7 separate regions of the Mus musculus genome follow, and regions 1, 2, 3, 5, 6 and 7 are each linked to region 4. Evidence: chromatin loops called from intact Hi-C (ENCODE). Cell type or tissue: heart. All regions are shown on one strand. Region 1 has its middle 12 kb from the start of Exoc2. Region 2 has its middle 43 kb from the start of Mboat1. Region 3 overlaps E2f3 (E2F transcription factor 3). Region 4 holds the start of Uqcrfs1 (ubiquinol-cytochrome c reductase, Rieske iron-sulfur polypeptide 1). Region 5 holds the start of Dusp22 (dual specificity phosphatase 22). Region 6 has its middle 38 kb from the start of Gm40863. Region 7 has its middle 2.1 kb from the start of Cdkal1.

The links. Peaks named below come from ENCODE experiments on the same cell type or tissue, not always from the same donor. Only the 100,000 strongest peaks of a DNase experiment are listed, where the experiment ranks them.
Region 1: a loop joins it to region 4, with 4 times the contacts of the local background. A loop is called at or near these places in 12 of 42 quality-filtered maps.
Region 2: a loop joins it to region 4, with 4 times the contacts of the local background. A loop is called at or near these places in 15 of 42 quality-filtered maps.
Region 3: a loop joins it to region 4, with 2.4 times the contacts of the local background. A loop is called at or near these places in 2 of 42 quality-filtered maps.
Region 5: a loop joins it to region 4, with 2.8 times the contacts of the local background. A loop is called at or near these places in 5 of 42 quality-filtered maps.
Region 6: it touches region 4 in a loop (5-fold over the local background); 18 of 42 quality-filtered maps call a loop at or near these places.
Region 7: it touches region 4 in a loop (3-fold over the local background); 4 of 42 quality-filtered maps call a loop at or near these places.

What each region holds. Positions count from the first base shown.
Region 1 is chr13:30,983,699-30,987,698 of GRCm38, forward strand. No RefSeq gene overlaps it. Among named protein-coding and RNA genes, the nearest start is that of Exoc2, 12 kb to the left of the region's middle. In heart, no CTCF peak of the experiment used is centred here; DNase peaks (open chromatin) are centred at 2,063, 2,143, 2,593 and 2,683; H3K4me3 peaks cover 1,376 bases; H3K27ac peaks cover 890 bases; H3K27me3 peaks cover 611 bases.
Region 2 is chr13:30,091,333-30,095,332 of GRCm38, forward strand. No RefSeq gene overlaps it. Among named protein-coding and RNA genes, the nearest start is that of Mboat1, 43 kb to the right of the region's middle. In heart, a CTCF peak has its summit at 1,896 (motif pointing right); no DNase peak of the experiment used is centred here.
Region 3 is chr13:29,980,743-29,984,742 of GRCm38, forward strand. The region is part of intron 1 of E2f3 (E2F transcription factor 3); the gene reads right to left. Among named protein-coding and RNA genes, the nearest start is that of E2f3, 3.3 kb to the right of the region's middle. In heart, CTCF peaks have their summits at 2,476 and 3,631; a DNase peak (open chromatin) is centred at 3,729; H3K4me3 peaks cover 2,235 bases; H3K27ac peaks cover 1,432 bases.
Region 4 is chr13:30,543,659-30,547,658 of GRCm38, forward strand. It overlaps Uqcrfs1 (ubiquinol-cytochrome c reductase, Rieske iron-sulfur polypeptide 1), which reads right to left and starts at 1,658. Exons shown (of 2, transcript NM_025710.2): 1 at 1,376-1,658. The coding sequence starts at 1,589. In heart, a CTCF peak has its summit at 1,530; a DNase peak (open chromatin) is centred at 1,713; H3K4me3 peaks cover 2,304 bases; H3K27ac peaks cover 1,566 bases.
Region 5 is chr13:30,657,858-30,661,857 of GRCm38, forward strand. Dusp22 (dual specificity phosphatase 22) reads left to right here and starts at 2,202. Exons shown (of 7, transcript NM_001037955.4): 1 at 2,202-2,289. The coding sequence starts at 2,269. Gm35158 (a long non-coding RNA gene) reads right to left here and starts at 2,186. Exons shown (of 3, transcript XR_382157.3): 1 at 1,594-2,186. In heart, a CTCF peak has its summit at 2,137; DNase peaks (open chromatin) are centred at 2,124 and 2,444; H3K4me3 peaks cover 1,644 bases; H3K27ac peaks cover 1,421 bases.
Region 6 is chr13:30,270,942-30,274,941 of GRCm38, forward strand. No RefSeq gene overlaps it. Among named protein-coding and RNA genes, the nearest start is that of Gm40863, 38 kb to the left of the region's middle. In heart, a CTCF peak has its summit at 1,514 (motif pointing right); no DNase peak of the experiment used is centred here.
Region 7 is chr13:29,855,788-29,859,787 of GRCm38, forward strand. No RefSeq gene overlaps it. Among named protein-coding and RNA genes, the nearest start is that of Cdkal1, 2.1 kb to the left of the region's middle. In heart, a CTCF peak has its summit at 1,796 (motif pointing right); no DNase peak of the experiment used is centred here; H3K4me3 peaks cover 536 bases; H3K27ac peaks cover 152 bases.

The sequences.
Region 1 (4,000 bases), 440 kb after region 4:
AGAGAACCCCCTCAGACATTCTAAAATTTATTGATCACAGGAAAGTAGATGTGATTAATAGGAAATACTAAAAAGAAATTAATTTTATTTTAGGGTATTTTTAAAAATAGTAAACACTGTAAAAAGTCCAATTTATTCAGACTTATTTACAACAGCCTAGGCTTCTAAATACACCATAACCTTAGAGCTATTTATTTTATAAAATACAATATGATATAATAATATAGTCAGGCCAAAGCTTAGCATACTACTGCAAGAGAGAGGGAAAAAACCAATAATTATAATAATAATAACTTAGAAATTAAAAAGAAAGAAAGGTGCTGCATTTGCCACGGTGTGGTTTACTTTTTAAATTAAACACATTCACTTTTACACAATGAATGAGTTTTTCCTAGCCATTTGCTAAAAGGGGGAGAATTTAATGATTTTATTCTTCACTAGATTGGCTATTCTGAATAGCCATTTAAGATTAAATATATACATTTCCTGTGCCGCATGCTAATTCTACTTTGAAAGTGTTTACCTTAAAGAAATAATAAACTCATTTTCCTTTATTTTTTTTTATTGAATTTAATACACCTTTTAAGCAGGTTAGCCTCCTAGCAGGTTATAGTCTATGAAAAGCCATGTAAACAAAAGGTATTGTGATTATTATATGTAGGGCACATCTTAGATAATGAGTTTCAAATTTATAACCAATATTGTGTGAAAAATGATTGTCATTCAGCCTGTATATGTATAGTCAAAGAAAGAACAGTTTGCTAGGCAATATTTGCATAACCACGATCCCCCACCCCAAATGAACTTCTTTAACTATGAGAGAAAAAATAGGAGGTAAGGAAAACAAGGTTCACCCTCAGCCCAAAAGAAGAAAAAAGAAAAGTTTATACTGAAAGTAGATCCTATTTATGGATTACAGTAAGCCTTTTCACTCCAGAATCCAAATATCTTTATATTTTCATTTATTTCTATCTAAAGGCATGATTTTTGACAGCTTAAGGCTATTTCTATAAGAAATAACTCATTTCATAACACTTTTATTAAAATGTGCAGATGAAGTTTTTTTTTTAATCTCTCATAAAAAGAGCCAACATTTTTCAAGAAGTTACTTTTAGTTCCCCAAGAGACCCTTGCTTCGTATAATGATCGTATTTTGTCCTTTTTGAGGTGAATCCACAGGCACTGTAAACCTGTCAATTACCTGGTAGCAGAAACCAAGTCAAGGGATGGAACCTCCGGAGGTTAAGAAAGGGACCTAGATCCAGTTTACTTAGAACACACAGTGGGACCTGATTTGCCCTTCCGTAAGCTCTCCTTTGAAGAGTCGAATTAAAGAAGTTCTCTCCAGTAACCAAATCTATTAAATATATAGAGATCACCCAGCCACTCTGAAATTCTCTTTTAATAGATATATGCAAAATGTTTAAAGTTTACCCTCTCTCCATAGTTTTAATTTAGCAGTAACCAAAGATGCGCATCCACAGGATGAAATCGAAAGTCATCTGTGAAGTCTAAATTCTCTAAGCTACATGTGTAAATTTAATTTTGCCAAAATTGTGTTTTTATACAATTCCACTGAGACATTTTGACTGTCCCGCAATACACAATCCACACAATGGTAGGTTATTAGAACAACGTGGTTTGGCAGCTCGAGAAAATTAAAAAGTTTTGCCGTTAGCTTTTGTGTCCCTGAGTAAAAACGCTTGGAGAATGTGTGTAGTGCCATGACTTGTACCAACCTCAGCGGGACAGGATGCTGAAATAAGCCCTGCTTCTTAATATTAAACGGATAGAAATCAGGGCCCGTGCGTTTTATGAAGAGCTGTTAAGTGGTGGCAGCTCCTTCTTTGGCTGGCGTTTGGCAGGGCTACGAGCCTGTCACCGAGTCCCCAGGCGGAGAGGAATCCGTGCGGACCGAGTGAGGGCTCTGCAGTCTCCGGGAACAGCTGAAGCCAGACTAACGCAGAGCCAGTCTCCTGCGCCTACAGCTGACTCGGCACTGGCTTTTCTTCTTTTGCTGTAGTTGAAACTGAACCGCTTGCACTGCTGAGAAAATGCCATGAAAATATAACCCGCCGCATTCCAGGAAAATAAATAAGCAAGGCCACCCAAATTTTCAATTAGTGCCGCAGCCGCATGCAGGAAATGGCATGCGATCCGTCCAAGGCGCCCTAGGCCGTGGAGGGGCAGTGGGGACAGGAGAGGGTGGGAGGCTGTGACAGTGCCTTTCACCCTAGCCCACACTTCTTGGCTTGCTGGGAAGAAGCGCTGAACTTCCTATATCCTAGCATAAACTAGGGCCAGCCAGGCCTGTGTGAGTCGCCCGAAACGGAAACAGAGCAACGTTCCCGGGCAGTTGATAAAAATTGTAAAAGAGCTTTTGATTTCAGGTGTCAGACTTTAAATCTGGTTGTTTCTTCCCGCCTGGCTACTGCTTACCCAAATGCTGCAGGCAGCCTGGGAGGCCACTGTTTTTAGACTGCAGGGTGCAGGACTGTTGCTGCGCTCAGGGTCTGCCAGACTTCTGCAGTCAGCAGGGGATGGAATGGTATCTGACATCCCTGCGAAAATGAGAAGTCAGCTTTGGAAACTCCTTTCCTTGGTGGCATTTGTCTGAAGTGTTCAAATCTCTGCTTTGAAGGCCTGGATTCTTCCCAGGCCCTCCAGGGTTTTGCTTCTGTATCCGGCCCTGCTTTCTGTTTCACTTCACCACCCTTTGCAATTTTCCAGCTCACCGTGCTGAAGTTGGTCAGGAGAGGATGGCTTTTCAGTGGCGTGGTGCTCCTTCCTCCACAAGACAGCTATTTTATTTTATTTTTTTTGAATGAATCCTACCAGTTATGTGGGGATAATGGTTTTAAAACCTATAACTAGACTAACGAACGTTTTTTGATCTTCATCCTTAGGGAATTGATAAACAAAAAGCAAATCGACACCGTCTGGCATTTTTTGCTGTTTTTGTTTTTTCCTTTAAATCAAGAAATGAACTAATTGAGTCCCACTTGCGGTTAAGGAAAATCTGCTAGGAATCTCATACCCGTTATTGTGTGGGGCAGACAAGAAGCACCCAGAATAAGCCCTACTTCAGCTGAGCGTCAAGTATGACATTCACGTTGTACATTGTACTCGTGTGACTTTCGATGCTGTGAATCTGTGGTAATAGCGGGAAAGCCTTTAAAATGGTATGTGTCTCCTCACGCAGACTGCATGAGAACAAACCCTCCCTGTGCATTTCTTCTTAACTGGCTTCTTTTAGTTCATAACATTTTCTTGGCAAATCAACTGCTTTGTTGGGTCAGAAGGGCGACCATTTCCTTTTTGCAGTAAAATTCAGAATTTCATCTTTGTACAACGCAGCAGCGCTTCCTCTCATTGAATTCTAGTGGTTTTTAAGTTGGTTCTTTACAAAATAAGGAAGGGGGCGTGGAGCCTTCCCCATTTACATAGTTTCATTTCCAAACATGCGTGCCTTTAGATGTAGCAGGTTGTAGAGTCTGGAGCCACCGGCAGACCAAGATTAGTATCCTGCAGTGAGCCAGGAGCTCGGCCACTAAGCTCTGTGAGACAGTCTGCCAGGGGCAGCCTCCTTAGCCTTGGCTCTCTGGCCTGCCTCCCTCACTGCCTCTCTTTATGTGTCCTGTTGTCTCCGTGTCCTTCACTGTCACATTACATCATCGAAACGATTTCTAGGAAGTTATCTAACAAATAAGCACCAGGTGTACACTTTATCCATAGGATTTAACTTATTTATCCAGCAAATGGCTCTAAGCACCATGCTCGGTGAGCTCTCAGAAATATAGAAACTACACTAGCACATCTCATATGAATAACAACACCACACACACACACACACACACACACACACACACACACACTCAACTCCAAGTAACCATGAGGCAAAAGTTTGGTCTCCATGTCAGAGCTGGAAGAGACCTTGATACCTGTAAACCAAATCTTTGATTATACATGAGAAAGTTAAGGCTGAGAGTAACAAGTTGAT
Region 2 (4,000 bases), 450 kb before region 4:
TTCATTACCAGTTTCTGCTCTTGCTGAAACAAAACACCTGGCAGACATAACTTAAGAATGTGAAGGTTCAATTCAGCTCATCATGAAGACAGAACAATCCACCCTCATCTCAGCAGGGAATGCGTGGTGACTAGAGCCCACTTCTCACCTACGCACTTCCTCCAACAAGGCCCTACCTCCTGAGGGTCCCATAGCCTCCCCAGATAACATCACCATCTGTGGCTCAGGTATCTAGATACGTGATCCTTCGGAGACATTGTCTGTTCCAACCTCCGCAGGCACAATACTTCATACCATTTTTTTCATATTTCATTTGCTTGTATTTTGTTGAGGACTTTTGCACCTATGTTCAGGACATGTCTCTGAGTTTTTTGATGTGTTTCCCCTCCCCATGATGATATTGTTTGACATCGTGGTGGTATTAGATTAATACTAAACTCAGAATGAATTTGGGAAGGAGCTCCTTCATTTTTGGAGCGGTGGGGAGCTTTATAAAGCACATAACCATTCGTTAATCAACATTTTCAACTTTGAAGTCAACTGGACTTGTGATTTTTTTTTATAAAGGCTTTTGATATAACAAATTCAGAGTCTTCTTGTATGTTACATGTCTACTCAAATTGTCTATTTCTTCATGAGTCAGCACTGGCAGTTTATTTCCTAGGAATCTAATTTTTTCATCTAAGTTGCATGATTTTTTCATATATTATGATTCTTTTCATTGCTATGAAGATGGTAGTAGCTCTCTTTTTCAATGTCTAATTCTATTTACTTAATTCCTCACCCTTTTTTTGGTCAGTTTAGCTTAAGATTTCTTGATACATTCAAGGAATAAGTTGTTGGTTTTATTTATTTTCTCAAATCATTGTGTGTACACTGTAAACATGTATGAATATATATGTGTGTGTGTGTGTGTGTGTGTGTGTGTGAGGGAGAGGGGGGGAGAGAAGGGGAGGAGGGAGGGGGAGGGGGAGAGAAGGGGGGAAGGGGAAGGGGGAGGGGAGGGGGAGGGGGAAGAGGGGGGGAAGGGGAGAGGGAGAGGGGAGAGTGGGAAGGGGGAGAGGGAAAGGGGGAGAGGGGAGAGGGGAGATGGGGAGGGAGAGGGAGAGGATCATGTCCATGAGTGCACATGTGAAGGCCAGAGGACCAGCTCAGGGATCAATCTTTACCTTCTGCCTTGTTTGAGACAGTCTCCTGCTCATACTCCCGGTGAGCTAGAATTCTCCTGTCCTTGTTACTCATCTCCCCTTAGGAACACTGAGATCAGAGACCTGTTCTCCTGTGTCCAGCATGATGTAGGTTCTGAAGATTTGAACTAAGGTCCTCATGTTTTGCAAGCACTTTACCCATTAAGCCATCTCTCCAGCCCAATTTTCTCTACTATTTCCATACCCTCTGTGTCATTACTTTCTTCCCCAGTCTTTATTAGTTCCTTCCATCTGCTTGTTTTAGATTTTAGGTTTGCTCTTCTTATTCTAGTATGTTAAATTAGAAGGTTAGATTCTTGTTGTACCATCTTTTTCTCTTAATATACACATTTCTAGAAACACCTTTTAATCTTAAGTTCCAACTTAGCAGCATTCCCAAGTTATAGCATGATGCGTCTTCAATTTTATTCATCTCAAATCTAATATACCATTTAATTCTTCTTTGTCTTAGCATATATTTTTTTCTCTCATGGAGCATCTTTTTGGCACCATGTTTACTTAACTGTTGGCAAACACAGAGCCACCGAGGTTTTCTTCAGAGTTTCAGAAGTGCATGCACTCATATTTCACAGTTAGATCTGTGGTCCATATCCCAAAAAATGTGAGGCGTGAGCTTAGTTGCATTCAAATTTTCTAAATGTAATTTAAAATTTTATTAATTATATGTTTGCAGTACCCGAGGAGACCAGGAGAGGGCATCAAATACCTAGGAGTTGGAGTTAAAGGAGGTTGTGAGCCACTAGATGCAGGTGCTGGTAAGAGAAATGCAGTCCTCTGCAAGAGCACTTCCTGCTCTTAACTGCCAGGTCATCTTCACAGCCTGTAGATCAGTGGTTCTCACCCACCCAGTGCTGCAACCCTTAATACAGCTCCTCATGTTGTGGTGACCCCCTAGTCATAAAATTATTTCATCACTACTTCATAAGTGTTATTTTGTTACTGTTAGGAATCATAATGTAAATATCTAATATGCAGGGTATCGGATGTGTGACCCTTGTGAAAACGTCATTGGACCCCCTAGGTTGAGAACCACTGATCTAGATACTTCTTTTTCTTTTGCACACAGCTACCTGTTCCTCTGTTTCAGCAATGTTTCTTGGAAAGGCTAGTCCTACTCTGTCAAATTGCCTTTGCTCTCTACACTTGTTTGTTACAATTTTTGTTACCTTTTAGGAATTCTTCTGGAACTCATATACATTTCAACTTAGCACCAGCCCTAGGTTCATGTGAACTTCATCCTAGGGACCTGTAGGAGCACTGCTCTGCTCTGTCCTGCTCTGCTGTGCCCCACTCCACCCCACCCTTCCCCCCATTTCCTCCCCCCCTCCTCCACCACTGCCCTGCTCAGCTCCGCCCCGCTCCTCCCTACTCTATCCTGCACTCCTATGCTCTGCACTTCTCTGCCCTGCTCTCTGTGCACCTCCACCTGCATTTTCTTCCTTTTTACTATTTTTTTTTTGTTTACACATTCTACTTATAAAGGCTTCAAACAAAACAGCACATTCTTACTTTTCATACTACTGTATCTTTAAAAAAAGATGAGAAATGCCAGGCATGGAGGCATCAACTTTTAATCCCAGCACTTGGGAGGCAGATCTCTGAATCCAAGGCTAGCCTGCTCTACAAAGCAAGCTTTAGGACAGCCAGGGCAACTTAGAGAAACCCTGTCTCAAAAAAAAAGAAAAAAAAGAAAAAAAAAGAAAAGAAAAAGAAAAAGAAAGAAAGAAAGAAAGAAGAAAAAAACCCCCCAAACCTCATCCAATCAACAATAACCACCAAAAAAGAAAAAAGAAAAAGAAAATAAAGGAAAGGGGAAAGAAAGTAAGGGAGAAGAAAGAGCAAGCTGAGACATTGGATGGACAGTTGGGACTAGAATGATAGATCACTGGCTTTCTTTGGTCCTTTAAGTATGTGTTGGAGCTACACTGATGGCTTTGTATTTCAAGAAAGAACTTCGATTTAATCTGATTTGTGCATGTGTTTTCTGTGGTTCACTTGTGTGTTGTGAACCAACCACCACAGTCTTTTACAGTTTTTTTTTTTTTTTTTGAATTATGTGAATGTGTGTGCCTAGAAGTGCCGATGCCCACGGAAGTCAGAGATATCTGGTCCCTGGGGGTGGAGTGATAGGTGATTGGTTGTGAGATGCCTGACTTGGGTCATAGGCTCTCACCTTAGTCCCTCCGCAACAGCAGTAAGCCTTGAACCACTGAGCCATCTCCTCATCTTTCCTTACCAACACATTCTTTATGTGCCCTGCACAGAGCCTTTTCCACTCTCAATATCCTGAAAGAATCATAATATAAAACATAATATATATCCCAGATTCATCTCTCAAGGTCTTTGATAGCACCTCTACCTTCCCACATATGCCCTCCCAGCTCCGCAGCCTGTGTATTCTGGACACAACAGTCTATGTGTATCTCCTAAAATATAAGCCAGCTATTACTGCTGTTCTGCTCAAAGCTTACAGGGCAGGCTGGGGATCTAGCATAGCGGCAGGGCTCCTGCCTAGAGTGCCCCCAATCCTGGGTTCAATCCCCCACTGCTGTAACAAAGCAAAGCAGCTCCCATCTCCAGGGATCATGCCTACAGAGGCCGCTGAGCTCCGGACTTTAGAACCTGGCTGGTCCTGCACACAACCAACCCACCTGGAATTTCTAGTTTCTGCAACACCCCACACATTCTCCAATCTTGAGATTTTGACTTTTTTGGTATCGCTGGTGGGGCCTTCTCTTACCCTTTCTCTTAGCAGAGTCCTCCACTGGGTTTTCATGTTTCCTCATTGCTGC
Region 3 (4,000 bases), 560 kb before region 4:
TAAAGCTGCTCACAGCCATGAACGTGTGCATCAGACCACATACTTTGTACCCCAGAGAACTTAGGGATGGTCCTCTAAGCATGGCAGGTGGGGATGGGAAGAACTGGAATCTCTCCTCCTTGCGCTATTTCAGGTAGCTTCGTGGACTTCGAGGGACTCAGTAAACCAAGTAAACAATTTCTACCCCACCCTGATTAAAATATTATTTAAAAGTAGATGAGTGAAAAGACTTGGGAGTTGATTAGCTTGGGACAATGCTTACAGCCAGTCATATAGACTATTTATAAGTCAGGGTTAAGTTGGGAAAAAAAGCCAATTGGAAAGGGATTAAATATATGTGTGTGTGTGTGTGTGTGTGTGTGTGTGTGTTTGTGTGTGTGTTCTCACTGGAGATGATCGAATCAGAAAAGCTAAGGAGAAACTACTGCTTATTTCTAAGACACCTCCTACCATCCTCCCTCCCTTTTTGTCCCTCTCTTGCTCTCCTTTCACTTCCCAGGCGCTGATACTTATTTCTAATCCCAGAGTATATTCCTTTCCCAAGTTAACTTTACACAGCACACTGCTAAACTCAGACTCTGTCCTTGCAAGTATTATATAAGGTGGTGATATTTAGAAAAATACACGCGCGCGCGCACACACACACACACACACACACACACACACACACATACACACACGCATCCTTTTCTGTGCTCAGGTTTGGGTGCTTTGACTAAGTTAAAGGTGCTTTTTTCCCAAGGATGCTTAGGGTGGCCCACTCAGTACTGTCTACAGGGGAGCTATTTGTACCGCCCAAGTCTGGGCATTGTATTTTATTAAAAGTTCCATTTTGGGGTATGTAGTGACTAAAACTTCTGTTCCAGCCTCAACTTGGCATCAACCGTATGTCTCAGTGGAAGCGGGCTTACTGCACACAGAACCACAGGAGCCCCACGTTTTCTTCTCTCAAAGTTGTTGTGGGAAAGAGTCCCTGCTGAAACTGCATCCCCAGTCCTCCAATCTCAGAGGAAATTCCCAGGCACCGAAGGTTCTCTCAAAAAGTATAATCAGCAGGTTGCTCTGACTGGATTAAATTAAATCTGACATGATAGGCTGCCTCTTGCACTGATAGAGTCTCAATTTTCTGGAAGAATGAAATTACATATCACTTTAGAAAACATATGAGCATTCTGCTCACATCAGTAAACAGAGGAACAGCATCTAAGTCATTTCTGAGTTACAGAAATACTTGATTCATAAATACGAATTTTATGGGGCAGCTAACTATTTGCCAGGCCTTGAGCTAAGTACTGTACACTCATTACCATGACTTAAAAAAAGAAAGTCTCAGTATTATTGCCCTGCCTTACAGACGGAACCATTTGGGCAGATAAAGTTATTGGCCTAATAGCAGACAACTTGTAAACAAGCCAGGAGGCTTACAGTTAGCAAGAAGGCAAGCCACTCACTGTCAAGTTCTTAGATGCTCTAGAGATGTAACTTGAAAAGCAGACACAGATAGGTCTAGAATTGTTGTCACCTGAAGAATTCCCCACCTCTTCTTGAACATAGAATGTTTAGTCTTATCTTAGTTCATTCCATATGCCTTCTCAATCTTCATGCTTAGGGGAAAATATCAACAGAATTCTAAAACACAGGGCTATGCATGTTTTAAATCTCAGAACTTGGGCACTTGAGGCAAGAAGACCAGGGGTTCAAGGCTATAAAAGACCCTGCCTCAAAAACAAAATCAAATAAATTCCAAGACTTAACTGGAAGCCTTCGGAAACACTGACAAGAAAAACATAATAAACAAATCAAGCATTGCCTGCAACGCTTAGGACTTTGTATGCACCTGGGAGATAAACTTCATACCCCTCCCACAAGATACAGCTCTGGAAGCATAGATTAACCAGTGATTCAGCATACATTACAATCTTACATAAAACTACTTCGGAATATGTGTAAGAGGCATTTATATTCCTATAATGAAACATTATTTTTGAGTATACAAATTCAATCTATATTCCTGGAATAATAACTTCATGGCTAGAAGGACAATAAAAGTTTAGAAATAACATGGAAGGTGGTGAGGGCAATAATTTTATACTTCAAGTACTTAACTACAGTAAACTACATATAAATTTGGTTAGACAGTCTTGGGTGAGCTGGTCCAATGAATAATCTAAGATATTTCTTAAAGAGCAATTTACTAGCCTCACAATTTCCTATTATCAAAAATAACTTTCCCTGCAAATCTGAATCTGATCCAAGAAGTGTGTCAATAGCCAGTTGTTCCAGCTTATTTATGATATAGGAACCGAGTGTGTAGGGGGAGTGGGCTTGCTGCACTGCACGGTCAAGCATGTTTAATCAAGTCCGTAAAAGTATTTACCACTAATGAAAGCATGGAATATATCCTGTGCCTGAGAATCTAGCACACTGGATACTGTACACAGTGTAAGCAGGTACTGTACTCGGCTTCCCCCCTGCTGGCAGACCCTAGTCACTAAAAGGATGAGCCTCTTTGACTGGGACTGTCTCTATCACACATCCCTAGTAAGTATCTCTAGGCTGGAAAGCACTCAAGATCCAACCCAGGGGAAAATTATAAACAGAAAAGAAATTTAAGAAAATTAATTCTTTCGCTACCCACCCCATTTCCCAAAGTCCTATATATGTGTACGGACTTTCTTAAGAGACCCCAGCAAAATACTGATCGTGCAGAAACAAACACACCTAGACCTAAGACTAGGTGAGATCTTCGACTGGTATTATCATGCAACCATAGGTATCCGAGTCCGGGTGGGTTCTAGTCTGGTCTGGGCCAAGGCACAACACGAGGGTGAAGACAGAAGGCATGGAGGAAGGAATGCAGGAGAGAAAGGAAGAGAGGGAGACCTCGGGGCCACACTTCTTTCTAGTAGCAACAAAAAGGAAAGCCGCATACTGACCTAAATCATCTCTCAAAGGCGCTTTATAAATTACAGGGACAAAGGGAGGGGGTGGCGGGTGGCCTGGGAACCCCACAGACACCCTACCCTCTGACCCGCCCCCTCCCCCTCCAGCACAAGGGAAGCAAGACAGAAAGCAGCTCAACTCGGCCACGGGCGTGAAGCCCTCATCAGGGTTTCAATTGCCCATCCATCCACCCCCCAAAAGAAACACACGTAAACACTATACCCACCCCGGGGGCGGCCACTCCCGCCCCGGGGCTCCTAGAAGCGGAGGCCGGGGATTTACTTAGTTAGATTTTTCTTGCTTACTCATTTCCCTCAAGCACCCAACCCCCCGTTCCCACTCCAAAACCCCGCTCCGTCGCCTACCCTCCGGCTCGGGCCCCCCGGGGATCCCGGGTCCCCGCGGCGGTGGCTCGGGCCCCCGCGCGGTCCAGGTCACTAACCTGCTGCTGTAAGGGCATTTCCGAAAGCAGCCTGGCTCCGGGGGAGGTGGGGGGCCGGCTGGAGAGGGGGCCCGAGGCCGAGTGGAGCGGCGGCGCCGGGCGAGGGCGGGCGCCGTGGGGGGGTGGGGACGGGAGAGGGAGGGTGGCGGTGCCGGGTGCGAGGGCGCCGGGACCGTCCCAGGCCTGGGAGCCGGCGAGCAGGAGGAAGTGGGTGCCCCCTCTCCCCCTCCAGCGCCCCCTCCCGCCGCCGCCTCCTCCCCAGTCACAGGCGCGTCCTCCGCGCACGTGTGCGAAACGTCACCGGCGGGTCCCGGAGAGAAGGGACAGATCCTGGCGGCGGGACGGGAACCCGGCTGCCCCCGCCCTCCGTCGCCGGGGGGGCGGGGAGGGGGACAGGGCGGGGAAGGAAGGGGCAAGGGGAGAGGCGGGTCAAGGGCAGGCCCGGGGCCCGGAGAGCAAGGCCCCAGCGCTCCGGCCACGCGGGCGCCGCCGCTGCCACCGCGGAGATGCGCCCAGGCCGGAGCACCCGCCCGCCGGCCCCTTGTCGCAGACAGCGCGAGCCCTGGCCCACCGGGGCTCTCAGCTCCACCTCCCCCACCGCGATACCCGTCCACC
Region 4 (4,000 bases):
ATGGGAGACAAAAACTAAGGAGCTATTATTCTACCGCTTTAAACCAAGGCCAGAAGTCTCAACAATAGAGAGGAGAGTGTCAACATGCTATAATGACATCAAGATATCAGCAAAAGTAAACTTTGTAATCTGACCTGACATTAAGGTTAATGGCTAAAATAGAGATAAACAGCAAACCCAGTGGGGATCATTAAAAATCTGCAGGAAAAGCTAACCATGGTGGCTCTGGGAAGACAGTCAGGAAGACCTTGAGTCTGAGGACAGCCTAGGATACATAGTGAGACCCTGCCTCAAAGAGAGGCAGGACAGACAGACAGAGAGGCAGGATTAGAATGAATGCAGAGTGAAAAGCTGTCTAAGAAGGCAATTTGGTTGACATGTAGAAAGGTCATAAACTCAACCCCAAGCAGTGCCAAGTAGGTAATACACTGAACAATCATAGTATGTTACTTTGCTTGGTATAGAGGAGAAAGCTATATGGATGCGATCTTCATTCTTTTAAAGTGAATGATATTTCTAAACTCAATGGTCCCTGTGAACTTGAAATCAAGGTTTAATCTACTTGAAAAAGTGAAGAGTCAGTCAACTATCGGAGCAGAAACCAAACGAGCCCAGTGCAGCTTCCCACATTTCAGGAGACACCAGAAAGCTTTCTAGATTTTTAAGTCACAAGGGAATGTGAAGCAGACTTAGATAAACTAGGAAGAGACCGCACTGCATAGATTCCCACTGTGTGGGTCACTTCACCTCTGTTTTCTGTATTAAAAAAAAAAAAAAGTATCATTTCTGACTGCCTCGCCTTCACGACTAAGTAAGATTATGAAAGCCGTAGAGCCTGGTATCTGAAACCACTGCTGATCCCCTACAGTGGAACTGACAGGGCTGGTTTTGTGTCTATAGGGATGGGGCTGCTAGGGAGTTAAGATGCTGAAAAGCGACTGTACCAGTACACTGACAACTTCCTACATGGTTGTTTCAATTTCTATTTTGAACACTTATCGTCTAAACCGTACCAATGGCTTTACATAGAATTCTCTAGTGTAAGACTCACAACACCCCTACAAAGTTGTGGTAACATCGAGGAAACTTGCCCAAGGTCAAATTCCTGTAACTAACAGTATCTTAGCCATGATACAGGGAGGCCGATCTTAATCAAGAAAGTCAAGTGAAGCCTGAGGAGGGAACCCAGACTGACGTGCAGACCGGCTCCTGACTCCTGGGGGATGCAGCTACGGGAGCATCCCGTCACCGTGAGCCCGCCTGCTCCGGGGAGCGCTCGGCCTGCCAAGGTAGCCGCGGCCGGCCCACCACATCCCAGCACACCGCCCTCCGCCGCCGCAGGGAACGAGATCGGGGTACTCCGAAGCCGGCTCACCGTTCAGGCCCACCGTGGCCACCAAAGGCCGGGCTGCGGCCTGGCCACTCAGGGACTCGCGGCACAGGAAGGGTCGCTTCACATCCAGAACAGGTGGCTCCGAGGCGGCGGGCACCGCGCCTTGCAGCAGAGGACGCAGCGCGCCCGCCACCCCGCGGGAAGTGGCCGATAGGACGGGCGCGAACGGGCCCGAGCGGGCGGCGACCGACAACATGGCGACAGCTGCTCAAACCACCTCGTCGGTCACAGGGACGACCTTTCGTTCGAACGACGGCCCGAAGAGGAGCGGGAGGCGCAGGGTTTGTGACGTCAGCGCGACGCCGGAAAGGGCGTTTCGCAAGGTTGAGCGAATCGGGAGGGACGCCGCGTTGGGGGCGTGGCTTCGGGCGCAGGTTGGGGCCCGGGCAGGAAAGGGCAGGGCCTGGAGACACTCTGGTGTCTGACTCGGTCGCCCTGCCCCAGGAAAACCGAAGTCGGGAGGGATTTCTTGTGGTCGTGATTGAGATCCTTCATTTAGGGCAAAACCTTAAATCGGGGACGACCGAGGCATGAGAAAAAAAAAAACAACAGGCTACTACTACTTCCTAACGCCTATCACCTAGAATAAATACCAACCGCTTTTTGTCTTTTGCCAAGACGATTTTGATCTTCTTACAACAAAAGAGCCAGAAACCTATATGCAAGGTTTGACAAAAACAAAACAAAACAAAACAAAACAAAACGGTGGCTTACGATTATTCATGATCTACTACGCTTTTGATTTGGTAGTTTCCTTCGTTGTTCATTTGTAATTATGATCTTGATGAAATAACACTATTGATACCAGCATTTTACCAGTGAAGGACCTGGTCCTTAGACCCTTTGCTCTGCATAGATTGCCAGGAAGCAGTGGAGTATTGTAGACCCCTGAGGGGTTTTTGTTTGTTTGTTTGTTTGTTTGTTTCTGAACAAGTGGGGTTTCCCAAGTGATGTTCAGCAGTACAAAAGGGAGGGACTCTTACTCTCCTTCACATAGTGAGAAAACTGCCAACTTTCTAACTTCTCTTTCAGTTCTGACTACACCACTAACAAAGTCTCTGTGAGGTGCTAATAAACGTTAATCCCTCTTACACTTGAAAATCTCCACTTTTCCAAGTAGAACAAACCTTGATTTCAAGTTCACACAGACAATTGAGTTTAGAGATGGCATTCACTTTCAAAGAATGAAGTTCTCATCCATACAACTTTCTCTATACCAAATACTTCGTTTATTCTTTTAGGGTTTAAAAAGAAAAAACAGTAAAAAAAAAAAACTAAGAATTTAAGCACTGCACACTCTGGCATGATTGTGATATGATGCTTGTATAATACATGGACTCTAGGACCTTGGCTGGTTTCTAAACCTTTGGAATTGTAAAACAATGTAGTTGTGTTGTTTTAAGACACTATGTTTGTTATAGCAGCAATGTAAAACAACACCCAGGAGATCCGGGCCCTCACAGAGGAATGATTGCAGGTGTCCTTAGCCAGGGAGGATACTTGCTGCCTAGTCTGGGTCCTTTCTTGTCACTGTCACTTCATTCAGTTATGTTCTGAACAGGGACAGGACCTGGGATAACCCCAGAGAAGCATGCACTCCATGTAGATCTCACCTAAGGAACCAGGAGTGAATATCCACCATGGCAGAGATCAATCTAACCTTTTCTCTCTCAGCTGAATCTCCAGATGGAAGTCTTCACCCCAAACTGCCCCTGCCTGTGGCTCTGTCTCATGATGGAACCAAATCCCCAGCTAGATGCCAACTGCTGCTGGTGGTGCCAGTGCTTGACAAGAGATGGACCATGGAGCTTTCCAGATGCATATGACACCATATACATCTGAGCTGGCCCTGGACAGACAGCCTCAGCTGAGAAACCACCCAACAAGGACGAGCCAGGGCCAGGCATAGGTCTGTTCGTCATCAGTTTTTGAGGATGTCAGAGGCCAGTTCTCCTACAAGAGCCAGGATGGCCCATTGCATCTTACTGAAACGTTTTCAAGCTTTGGGCTTCAGACCTCTGACTTGGGTTCAGTTCACCTGCTTTTCAAAACTAACAGAAACCTGCTAAGTTCCTTTCCTACTGTTGCTATCTTGGTTGTGCTGCTATCACTAAATTTCTAAGACTAGTTAGTTACTTATATGTGTTTGCATTTGTGTCCTCTACACACCATGGCACAAGTGTCCCATCCTGTACATTTGGAGGTCAGGGGACACCTTGTGGGAGTCGGTCCTCTCCTATCTCACAGGTCTTGAGGATAGACCTCAGATAGACCATCCACCTTTACCTGCTGAACCATCTCACCAGCCATTTTCTTTAAAATTTCTTGAGACTGGATAATTTTCAAAGAATCAAAAAAAAAAAAAAAGCTTCTTATAGATCTGGAAACTGGAAGTCCACGATGAAGGGACCACCAGTAGGGAGAGTTGGCTGACCAGTACAACTCCCTTCTTCAAAGAAGGTGTCCTATTGCTGTGTTCTCTGTAGGAAGGATACTGTGTCCATACATGGTAGAAGATGAAGCAACACAAGGGAACAGGTTCCCTCAGTCAACTCCTCAAACCCTGACCTCCTAGTGATGTTGCTTTGGGATTAAATATTAAGACAG
Region 5 (4,000 bases), 110 kb after region 4:
CTTTCTAGGAGTTGGGGATAGAAGCTGACCATGGGATTTCCCTACTAGAGTCCCTTAACTATGCTGATTCTAAGCAGCAGGCATAATTGCATAATGACACTATGGTACAGAGGGGAGGGGGTAGGTTTCCCATGTGATTAGGAGGAAGAGGATGAGAGGGTGATAGTGCAGGACCAGTCCTGTAAAGAGGAGGAGCAGAAGTAGACCAGAATCTCATCCCCCAGGGAGGAAACAATGCAAGTGCACACTGAGGGAGGGAAGGGAAGGTGGGGGGAGTGCCTTGTATTGCCCAGGACACGAGTGTACAGGGAGAGCAACCATACTAGACAGAGTCAAGCTCTTCCCAAATATTTATTAGCACTCTAAATTTTTAAATACTTTTCTTCACATTTTTTGTTTACTATTTATTTTTATTTATCTATTAGGGTGTGTGTGTGTGTGCACTCATAACTATGGTCAGAGGACAACTTACAAAACTTGGTTCTCTCTTTCCACTGTGTGGTTGTCAGGGACAAAATTCAGGTCATCTGGCTTGGCAGTGAGTAACTTTCCCAGCTAGGCCAGCTCAACAGCAGTTCTTTTTTTCTGGCTGGCTTGCTTGTTTGTTTGTTTGTTTGTTTTTAGAACCTCCCCACTGGTTTCTCAGCCAAGATCCCCATTAATTATTTTGGCATATGTTTAGTCTATGTTATGCTAGCTTCTGCCCCAGAAGACATATGACTAAGTAGTGAATAAGACAGAAAGACCTCTTTCAGGAAGTTATTAGCTTATGAGATAGGTCAATATTAAGCAATTAAGTATAATTTCTGATCCTAAGTGTATGAAAAAAATATGACACAGTAATGTCATAGGTACCTGGAGTATATCTTATAAACTGGATGCTTTAGTTGAGAGAAGAATCTATGGGGAGATGACCTTTGTACTAAGACCTCAAAAAAGCTATGCAAAGAATTGGGCGTTGAGATGTCAGTAACACAGGACCCTGTGTAAGATCAAGCCTAGGATGTCTAAGAAAAAACAGAGCAGCCCCTGGGGCTGATTCCAGGAAGGGGGAGGGTGATCTAAGGCCAGCAGAATTGGGCTTGAAACATGGCATTATCTTCATTCAACAAGTACTGGCATCTACTGGGTGTAGGGCGTTGTCAAGAATACAAAATGGAAATGAGAAACCTTTAGTTCAGTGGTTCTCAATCTTCCTAATGCTGTGACTCTTTAATATGGCTACTCATAACTTGGTGACCCCCAACCATAAAATTATTTTCATAACTGTAATTATTTTCATAACTGTAATTTTGCTACTGTTTTAAATAGTAATGTTAAGTATCTGTGTTTTCTGAGGGTCTTGGGTTACCCAAGTGAAAGGGATGTTCAAACCCCCAGGTCTTAGTGCCTATAAAGGAAATTAAAATTTTACCAAGGATAAGCCAGGCACGGTGGTGCACACCTTTAATCCCAGGTGCACACCTTTAATCCCAGCACTCGGGAGGCAGAGGCAGGTGGATTTCTGAGTTCGAGGCCAGCCTGGTCTACAAAGTGAGTTCCAGGACAGCCAGGGCCAGGGCTACACAGATGTCTCGGGGAAAAAAAAATTACCAAGGATGATAGATGGCCCACATGCTAGAATGCATGCACACGCTAGACAAAACCGCAGTGCAGGTACGTGGGGGCTTTCTGGGGGTAGTCATTGCAACACACTGCCCTGAAAAAGACCATTTAGAGACAGTTGGGTTCCTCTCCTCGACCAGGGTCACGTCTCTGCAGAGGTGAGTCACCTAGCCCACCTTTCCCAGAGCATGCTCCTTCTCGGTCTGAGTTGGGTGGGGCAGGGCCCACAGGAATCCCCCGCCTTGTTGGCTCAGAAAACCCAGACAGGGGAGCCCCTCTAACAGGGGAGTCAAGGCCTGAGACACTGCCCGTAACTGGCACCAGGGAGCCCCAGGGGAAACCGCCTTTAGGGACTTGGGGACCCCCCTACCGCTGCGCCTGCCTCCGTCCACCCCACCCCCCACCCGGCGCGCGTGCGCAAACTGCAGGGTTGTAGGCTGGGGCTCATGCGCGAGCACGAGCGCGTGCGCGCTGGGCGTCCGGCCGCGGGGGCGAGGGCCGCTGTCCCCGACGTCCGCACGGCCGGACAGTAATGCCGCGTCCCGGGTGGAGCGCGCAGCGAGCGCCGCCCTGGCGCCGCCTCCCGCTGCCCCGCCCGCCTGCCCGCCCGGCTGCGCGCCCGGTCTCCTCCCGCGAGCGCGGAGCGGCGAGCCCGGCGCGGCCATGGGGAGTGGGATGAGCCAGGTAACGTCCGGTCCCGGCCGCACCCTCTTTTCTGCAGCCTCCGCAGCCCTGACCCGCACAGCGTGCCCCTTTGAGAGCGGGGGACCCATGCTGGAGCTGGTCTGTCTCCCTCCCCTGAGACCGGGCCCCTTGACGTCTGCCACCCACAGCATTGGTGAACCGGGCCAGATGGGCGGCTTCTGTAATTTCCTCTTTTCCCCAGATTTGTGTGCGCGTGCACAGATAAGCCACTCTGGTGGGGGAAGTTCACGGAAACCCTAGAACTGACATGGCTTTCGGTGTCTGGAGCTGGTTGACCCTGGGTTGTGGGGCTTCCTTAGGGCAACCTGTTGGCTGGCTGTTGTGGCCGCAAGGCCTTCTAGAAACTCTTTCTTTGCCCCTGTGGTGGCCCAAACCTTCTGGGCCGGTTTTCTCACCCCTACCCCCTAGATTGAGGATGATCTGGCGGTGACAGTCCTCCGGGTTCTATTTGTGTCAGTCTCAAGGTTAAGGAACTTGCTGGTTCAAAGAGAAATCTTACTAAGGCTCTGGATGCCCAGGACTAAGACAAGTACTTCTACAAGTATTTTAAATGGTCCTGGGTTTGGTTAGCTTCTGGTGTTACCCCCCATCTTGTCTCCACTTACTTTATCCATCATGTTTATAGGTTCTAACGGTGTGGCTCGCTTTCTCCCCTTCTTTCTTCACCCTTTCACATTTGTCTCTGCTTTGTGGCGAGGGGCTCTGCAGTGGTTTAGTTACTTCCATGGGAATGATTATTGAGGCAGAGATCCAAGACCGAGGAGGGAACGAACATGTCTTTGATGGAAGCCTGCATGCTCCTTGCACAGTCTCCATGTTTTTGTGCGTTGTGACTTTTGTGTGTTGGTGACTAGGATTTTATTATTTTATTATTATTATTATATTATTATTATTATTATTATTATTTTCGCCAGTGATCAAATTTGAAACAAACTCCCTCTCATGAATATATGCTTGTATTATGTTCCCATTAGCACAGGGATCAGTCATCGCTCTGAGCTTTCTGCTTTTAAAATTAGACCGGTTGAAGATGTCCGCCTGGGGCTGACAGACTCTGCTTGCTTTCCCTTGACATTTCTAGTTGGCGCCACTGTTTACTGTCCCTTTCTGCATTTGGTTTCTAGTATTTTATATTCTAATTGAAAGAATGGGTTTAGGTATACAAGTGATTGATTGCCTAAGGGATATTCTTTTCATACTTCTCAGCGAAGGTGGCAGTATTCATATCCACATTGTGCTATTTACTTCTTATAGTAGATTCCTTGACTATTTTATTATCATAACCAGCTTGTACAGACACAGTTTCTAGTGTAGAGATGGAAAACTATACGGACAGAGAAATGTAGATGTTCAGTGGTTCAATACTTACAGTCTGTACTGAATATATGTTAGGTGTAGTGCTTTTGGGAACAGAGGGAGGAAAGCCAGCAGAAAGGACCAAGAAGTCTGTTACAGACCTCCTCAATGTAGGACACTGCTTGTTCAGTACAAATATAATGTGAACCAGATACATCATTTACATTTTCCTAGTGAAATTTCTTTGAAGAGTTAGAACAGATGATCACCATGTAAAGAATATTATTAAACTGAGAATATTTAAAGTATTTTAACACGCAACCAATAAATAAATTATTTATGCAATACCTTTTTTTTTTTTCCCTGTGGAGTCTTAAATTCTCATTAGGTACTT
Region 6 (4,000 bases), 270 kb before region 4:
TTTCAGAGCAGTGATGGGGGACAAAATTTGATTAATTGGATATGAAATATTTATAACCCTGCTGCATGTGCCTATCAGAGAAGAGCTTTACAGCTCTTCTCATTAATACAGGCTGGTGACTCATGTCTCCACTTTTACAGCCATTCAGAATTAAAATCCAATTAATCTAATATCCCTGTGAATGTTATTAAATTATTGGAAAAACTGCATTCAGGACTTAGGGTGCAGGGAGAGAACTGGCCTTGTGGATTCCCATATATTCCTGGCAAAACGCACACAGTCAGAGGGACTGTCAGCCCCTCTTTGTTTGGGTGTTCCTCTCCAGGTTTGGGGCCCATGTCTATGAAGCCCAGGGTTGTGAATCAGGGGGCCTCAGCTGCCAGTGCTGCGGGCGACAAAGTTAAAAATTCAGCACCTACAACTGCACAACACTGGATTCTAAAATATTTGCAAAATGCAAGATTGCAGTTGAGCAGAAGGAAGGTTTGTAGTGTTTTAAGCAGCTCTGAAGAGATGTTCTTTAATGTGGATCAAGGACTGTCCCATGGGCTAAGGATGGAGATCGGCCTGGGTTCAATGAGTGAGGAAGACAAGGATTCAATCCCAGCACCACATAAAACCTAGAATGTTAGCACACTTGGGAGCTGACGGAGGGAAGATCAACTTCAATAGCATCTGTGGCTACGTCCCAAAATTGAGTCCAGCCTGGGCTGCAAGAGACCCTGTTTCAAAAAACCAACCAAACCAAAAGAATAGGAACTGATTTGGAAATTCCCAGGTTCTGTAAGGTTTTAGAAGGCTGCAGTCGTAGGATTGTCCAATTTAGATGCCCAGTAACAGAGTTAGAAGAAGCAGTCTATGGTGTGGAGGGGAGAGGTAGAGGAAAGTGGCCGAGAATCCTGTGTCTGGAAAAGGAGCCAGTGCCATCATCGCTTTGTTCTTGTTTCGTTTTGTGTTTTTGCAAAAAACCAGCTACCCAACTAGGAGCCTTGTGTAGACAGCAATGCACTCCACTACTGACAATGCTCTCTGCCTGCCCGCATGATCAACGGATTTTTATTACATTGGCTATTTTGTTCATCTAAGGGTCCATGGGAGCATTTGAATTGTTTGTGTTTTGGGAGGCAATGAAGATGGGGCACCCGTCATGAGCAGTGCCCTGAAATTATTCACCAGACTGATATGGTCATAGTTTGGCTCACTATTTGGAAATTAGCACCTCAGACCACGTCATGACTGGCTGAAGGGTTTTAGAAACTGTGGCTTTCACTGCTCTTGTACCAACACAGACTGAGTTCCTCCTATCTGCCCAGTGCTGTGGCAGGCTCAGGGGGCCATAGGACCACTAGTTATGTGTCTGATAGCTCTTTCCTAGTGATCTTTCAATTTTAGATGGGTTCACTTCTGATATGTTGACTTTATGGTGGTGAGCAATTAATAATTATTTGGTAGAACCTGCTCTTTGCACTCTGGTCTTTTCCTGGGTTAGAGATGTGCAACACAATACTCTCTCAAGACACTGGATGGCAGTAGTGAGCCGCAGCGCCCACTAAACTCAGCCATGAAGGAAACAGCTCATTATGTGTGTGGCTACCTCCAGATGCATGGTGGTAAAAGGTACTAAACACATTGGACATTTAATAAAGTAATTAATAATTGTGTGTACGTGTTCATATGCTCAGACACGCATATGGAGGTCAGAGGATAACTTGTGCACTTCCTCCATGTGTGTCATGGGGATTGAACTCAGGTCTGCAGAGTCGCTGGGCTTCAAGCCTCTTTGTCTGCTGAGGCATCTTGTGGGTCCTTAATGTATTTTAAATAAAAAATATGCAATATTTTCATTTCCCCCAGTGTTATGTCAGGGAGTGTCTCTGTTTGTAAACAAATATTTCCCCAAAGATATGATGATGTCTTTGAGAAGTTTTGGGGTGGGGAAAGGCTTTGCTGTGTGAGCCAAGCAGGGAGACACAGTTGTCACGTAGGGCTTCCTGTCTTGAAGGCTTGCTGGGACTGTGCTCCTGTGTGGGATTGGACTTCCTCCCCTGGTTGCTACAGCTCTGTCTGCAAAAGTCTGACACAAGTGCTATACTGCACCTAATCTTCTGTGAGGACCCAGGACTTAGCGTGATGCTCTGAGAGTTTCCCAAGTAATGTGTCTCAGTACATCTTTCCTTTTGATTACTGAGCATTTTCTCAAGTTCCTTAGTTTGGATTTTCATTGACTGATTGGACATTTGTGGTATTTTCTGATCTGAGTAGCTGTGAATATAGCTGCTGTAAACATGTATGGAGATGTTTTTGTAAAAGCCTGTTTTCATTTCTGGAAGGTAGGTATCTAGAAGTATCACTGGGTTGTATGGCAAATGTATTTTCCTGGTGTCATTCTGTTACTGTGATAGAACATCCCAACTCGAGCAACTGTGGGGGGAGTTTATTTTGGCTCCAGGTTATAGTACATCATTGTAGGGGAAGTCAGACGGCAGGCCCTTGAAATGTCTAGTCACATTGAATCTGCGATCAAGAGCACAGAGAGAATTGTAGGCTTAGATTTTTCAAAACCTTTTTTTTTTGAGTTTTCATTTAACTTTATATATTTTTTTAATTAGGTATTTTCCTCATTTACATTTTCAATGCTATCCCAAAGGTCCCCCATACCCACCCCCCCAATCCCCTACCCACCCACTCCCCCTTTTTGGCCCTGGCGTTCCCCTGTACTGGGGCATATAAAGTTTGCAAGTCCAATGGGCCTCTCTTTGCAGTGATGGCCGACTAGGCCATCTTTTGATACATATGCAGCTAAAGACAAGAGCTCCCGGGTACTGGTTAGTTCATATTGTTGTTCCACCTATAGGGTTGCAGTTCCCTTTAGCTCCTTGGGTAATTTCTCTAGCTCCTCCATTAGGGGCCGTGTGACCCATCCAATAGCTGACTGTGATCATCCACTTCTGTGTTTGCTAGGCCCCGGCATAGTCTCACAAGAGAGAGCTATATCTGGGTCCTTTCAGCGAAATCTTGCTAGTGTACGCAATGGTGTCAGCATTTGGAAGCTGATTATGAGATGGATCCCTGCATATGGCAATCACTAGATGGTCCATCCTTTCGTCACAGCTCCAAATTTTGTCTCTGTAACTCCTTCTATGGGTGTTTTGTTCCCATTTCTAAGAAAGGGTAAAGTGTCCACACTTTGGTCTTCATTCTTCTTGAATTTCATGCGTTTGGCAAGTTGTATCTTATATCTTGGGTATCCTAAGTTTCTGGGCTAATATCCACTTATCAGTGAGTACATATTGTGAGAGTTCCTTTGTGATTGGGTTACTTCACTCAGGATGATACCCTCCAGGTCCATCCATTTGCCTAGGAATTTCATAAATTCATTTTTTAATAGCTGAGTAGTATTCCATTGTGTAAATGTACCACATTTTCTGTATCCATTCCTCTGTTGAGGGGCATCTGGGTTCTTTCCAGCTTCTGGCTATTATAAACAAGGCTGCTATGAACATAGTGGAGCATGTGTTCTTCTTACCGGTTGGGACATCTTCTGGATATATGCCCAGGAGAGGTATTGCGGGATCCTCCGGTAGTACTATGTCCAATTTTCTGAGGAACCGCCAGACTGATTTCCAGAGTGGTTGTACAAGCTTGCAATCCCACCAACAATGGAGGAGTGTTCCCCTTTCTCCACATCCTCGCCAGCATCTGCTGTCGCCTGAGTTTTTGATCTTTGCCATTCTGACTGGAGTGAAGTGGAATCTCAGTGTTGTTTTGATTTGCATTTCCCTGATGATTAAGGATGTTGAACATTTTTTCAGGTGCTTCTCTGCCATTCGGTATTCCTCAGGTGAGAATTCTTTGTTCAGCTCTGAGCCCCATTTTTTAATGGGGTTATTTGATTTTCTGGAGTCCAGCTTCTTGAGTTCTTTGTATATATTGGATATTAGTCCCCTATCCGATTTGGGATAGGTAAAGATCCTTTCCCAATCTGTTGGTGGCCTTTTTG
Region 7 (4,000 bases), 690 kb before region 4:
TCATTATGTTAGCTTATCAACTAACTTCTGCTAAGTTATAACCTTATAACTTGTCCTGCACAGTTAAGAGATTAACATAAACATCTTGCCATTTATTATTACTACTCATTATTCACAAAAAGGGACTGGAGACTTTAAATACTTACCAGAATAATTACCTCCGGAGTAAATCATTTTCATTACATTCATTACATTTTATCAGTTCCCTCCTCTATCTATCTATCTATCTATCTATCTATCTATCTATCATCTCTATCTCTTTTGAGACAGCATCTCTCTATAAAACCTTAATTGCACAGTCACTCATTATATGGAATGAACTGGCCTCGAACTCACAGATCGACCTGCCTTTACCTCCAGATCTCTAGGATTAAAAGCATGCTCCACCATGCCCAACTAATTTCCTTCTCTTCTATAGAGAAGAATAACTAAAATAATAGTTGTTCTATCGAATAACAGAAGTCAATTAACACCAAACTCGTGCCCACATCTACCTCCTACTGCTGGGATTACGGTTGTGGCCCACTGCAGTAGGCTTATATTTCTGCTTCTGCAGAGACAATTCAGCCGAGGTAGTCAGGTTTCATTTAATAATTCCATAAGAATACATAAGAAGAAACCTTTATACTTTCTTTGTCAGTAATGCATAACTTTATATTTAAAAAGCAAAAAGAAAGGAATGATGTGAAAAATATGGAACAAAATCTTTATGTTTTCAAAGGGATGAAGATTTTTGTTGAAGGATGAGTGGTTTAGCAGTCTGTGTATTGGGACCCAGGGACTTCTGCATGCTAAGCAAGCACTGTACCACTAAGCTGCATCTCCTGACCCTAGGTTTGTTGTTGTTGTTTGTTTTCTTGCTTTTGTCTCCATAGTGAAAACTGAATGGGAAAATGTTAGCAATAATAAAACCAATGGACAAAGGAATAATAAATCCAGAAATTACAAAAAATTAAAAACAGATTTAGTTTATAACTTTAGCAATTATCGGTTGTACTATTGAATTTAAACCAATCAATAACTTTTCATGAGACACAATGTGTGTGAGTTTAATTCGCTCTTTAAAAAGTGCATATGAATTGTTTGTGCAGAGATTGCATGGACATAATAGCGACAGTCTTAAGACAGATAAGTCTATTTCTTAGGCGAATGGGACAAACGTAGATGTGAACTGTAGGGATTGGGCATTAAATGTGCTGTGATTTACATTGACTTTCCACAGCCTGTGACCAAAACCCAGCTCTAATTTCAAAACAAGGGGTGCACATAAGAATCGATGTTGGATACAGGGACTGTGAAGATTGATCCTGTATAAGAAATTACTTGACAGAATAAGGCTCCCCTGGCTGAAAACTATATGACAGTAATTTTTTGTTGTTGCTGTTGTTGTTGTTTGGTTTTTTGGTTTTTTTCAAGACAGGGTTTCTCTGTATAGCCCTGACTGTCCTGGAACTCACTTTGTAGACCAGGCTGGCCTCGAACTCAGAAATCCACCTGCCTCTTCCTCCCAAGTGCTGGGATTAAAGGTGTGTACCACCACCGCCCAGCACAACAGTAATTTTTAAGGAAGATTTTTTCCCCCCAAGAGTGGATGAACCCAACAAGAAAGAGTGATAGTGTGAACAAAGAGAAAACAGGAGGAATGCTGTAGCAACATCAAAAGAAAGGCTGCCTCTAGTGAATGAGTGCCTCAAAATATAGGGTAAGAGGGAGGAGCTGAAGCTCTTAAATGCTGCTAGACAGGGACATGAAATCACCTCCAGTCTGTGGAGGAATGCTGAAGGGCATCTTATAAAGTAGCCACTAGAGGTCAGAGTATTGAACTTCTGGCACCAGCTATTCGCTTGCTCTAGCAGGTCACATAAATGGCGTTGCTCTAAGTGTGTAAGTAAATTTCTCTTTTCAGACTCCTGAAACCTGGAACCCTTGCTAGAGCAATGAGAACACCACATTCCCTTGCCGTAGAGCAGGTAACTTACCTAGGCCCAGAATCCTCGGCTTTTGTCATAAGCAAGAATCTGATGCTAGCTCCACAAAAAAAGACAGTCAGACAGAAAGACAGACAGACAGAAAGACAGACAGGGAGGGAGGGAGGGAGGGAGGGAGGGAGGGAAGGAGGGAAGGAGGGAAGGAGGGAAGGAGGGAAGGAGGGAAGGAGGGAAGGAGGGAAGGAGGGAAGGAGGGAAGGAGGGAAGGAGGGAAGGAGGGAAGGAGGGAAGGAGGGAAGGAGGGAAGGAGGGAAGGAGGGAGGGAGGGAGGGAAGGAGTAGCTAAGAAGTTCTGATCCTCCTGCCTTCACTTCTCAAGGCCTGAACCTCAACATATTAAAATTCTTATTGTTAGATATTCTCCCAATGATTTAAAATAATAACTCACATTTATTGTATAATACTCTCATGGTTTATAAGTATCAGCAGGAGACATGATGTTTTCTCTGTCCTTAGAAGGACATGACAATACAGAATAAATTTGGTTTTGTGAGGAACACAGCTTAGTGTTAGGACTCTCACATGCCTAAGGCCGCAGGTTGAACACCCACTGCTGTAAACACTGATAGTAATGACAGATCTGTTATTCACATGAATTGAGTTATGTAATCTTTACTACATGTACTCGGTATACTAAGGACTATTCTAAATGCTCGGGGGAATGAAACGCAGCAATGTCTCTACCTCCTTATTCAGTCCAGCCAAGGCTACATAGTAAGATCTAAATAAAGAATGAATGAAAAACAGAGAGAGAGAGAGGGAGAGAGAGAGAGAGAGAGAGAGAGAGAGAGAGAGAGAGAGAGAGAGAGAGAGAGAGAAAGAGAATATTATTGTTTTCTTTCTGTCTTTCTTCTCTTTCATTTGATAGAGTGCTGTGTAGCCCTGGGTGGCCTATAATTTGCTATGTAGACCAGGCTGGCATCATACTCACAGAGATATAACTCTCACTGCCTCTGCCTTGCTAGTGCTAAATCCTTAGTCCCAGCAATCCAGAGGCAAAGGTAGGTGGATCTTGTGAGTTCAAGGCAAGCTTGGTCTATACTGTGAGTTCAAAGCCGTTCAGGAAGAAGAGTGAAATTTCCATGAGCAGAAATGAGGGGGAGGGGAGACTGCAGGTAGAGCAAATATGGGAGGAAAAAGGAAAGATGAAGAATCATCTTCCCCATACCCCCAACACAATTGGTGAGTTATTTTATACTAAGTGCTCAGAGGTATACATTTAAGAAATCTCATAAAGCTAATCACCTTCCTACCAAATATTAAAGACATTCAAATTGAGGATAATAGAAAATCCTTGGTCTCCTTAAATTGTATGACTTGAGATACATCTAGATGTATTTTAACCTATGACCTCCACACAGGTATGACAAGCAGCCATGAATGAACACACGTGCATACACACACACACACACACACACACACACACACACACACACATACTTATATAATTTTTAATTATTGTTTGAGAATTTCATTCGTACATGAATATTTTGTGTTTTGAAAAAATCCAATCCCCCACTCCCTCCACACACCCTCCCCCATTCCCTCTCCCATTCCCTCCCCATTCCCTCCCCCACTCCCTCCCACACACCCTCCCCCACTCCCTCCACACTCTCCCCCACTCCCTCCCACACACCCTCCCCCACTCCCTCCACACACCCTCCCCCACTCCCTACCACACACCCTCCCCCACTCCCTCCCACACACCCTCCCCCACTCCCTACCACACACCCTCCCCCACTCCCTACCACACACTCTCAATACTACTTCTCTCTCCCAATATTTTTATATTTAATTTTCTCAATTTTTTTATCCGGGACCTATTTCAAACTTCTTTATTTTCTTTTTGAAACAGGGTCTCTCTATAGTCCTGACTGTCCTACAACTTGCCAAGTTGACCAGGCTGGCCTTGAACTCACCGAGATTGGCCTGCGTCTGCCTCCCAGTGCCCACAGGTTAAAGACACTCACCACCAAACCCAGCTCATTTCACACTTCTGAAAATTTTCCCAAA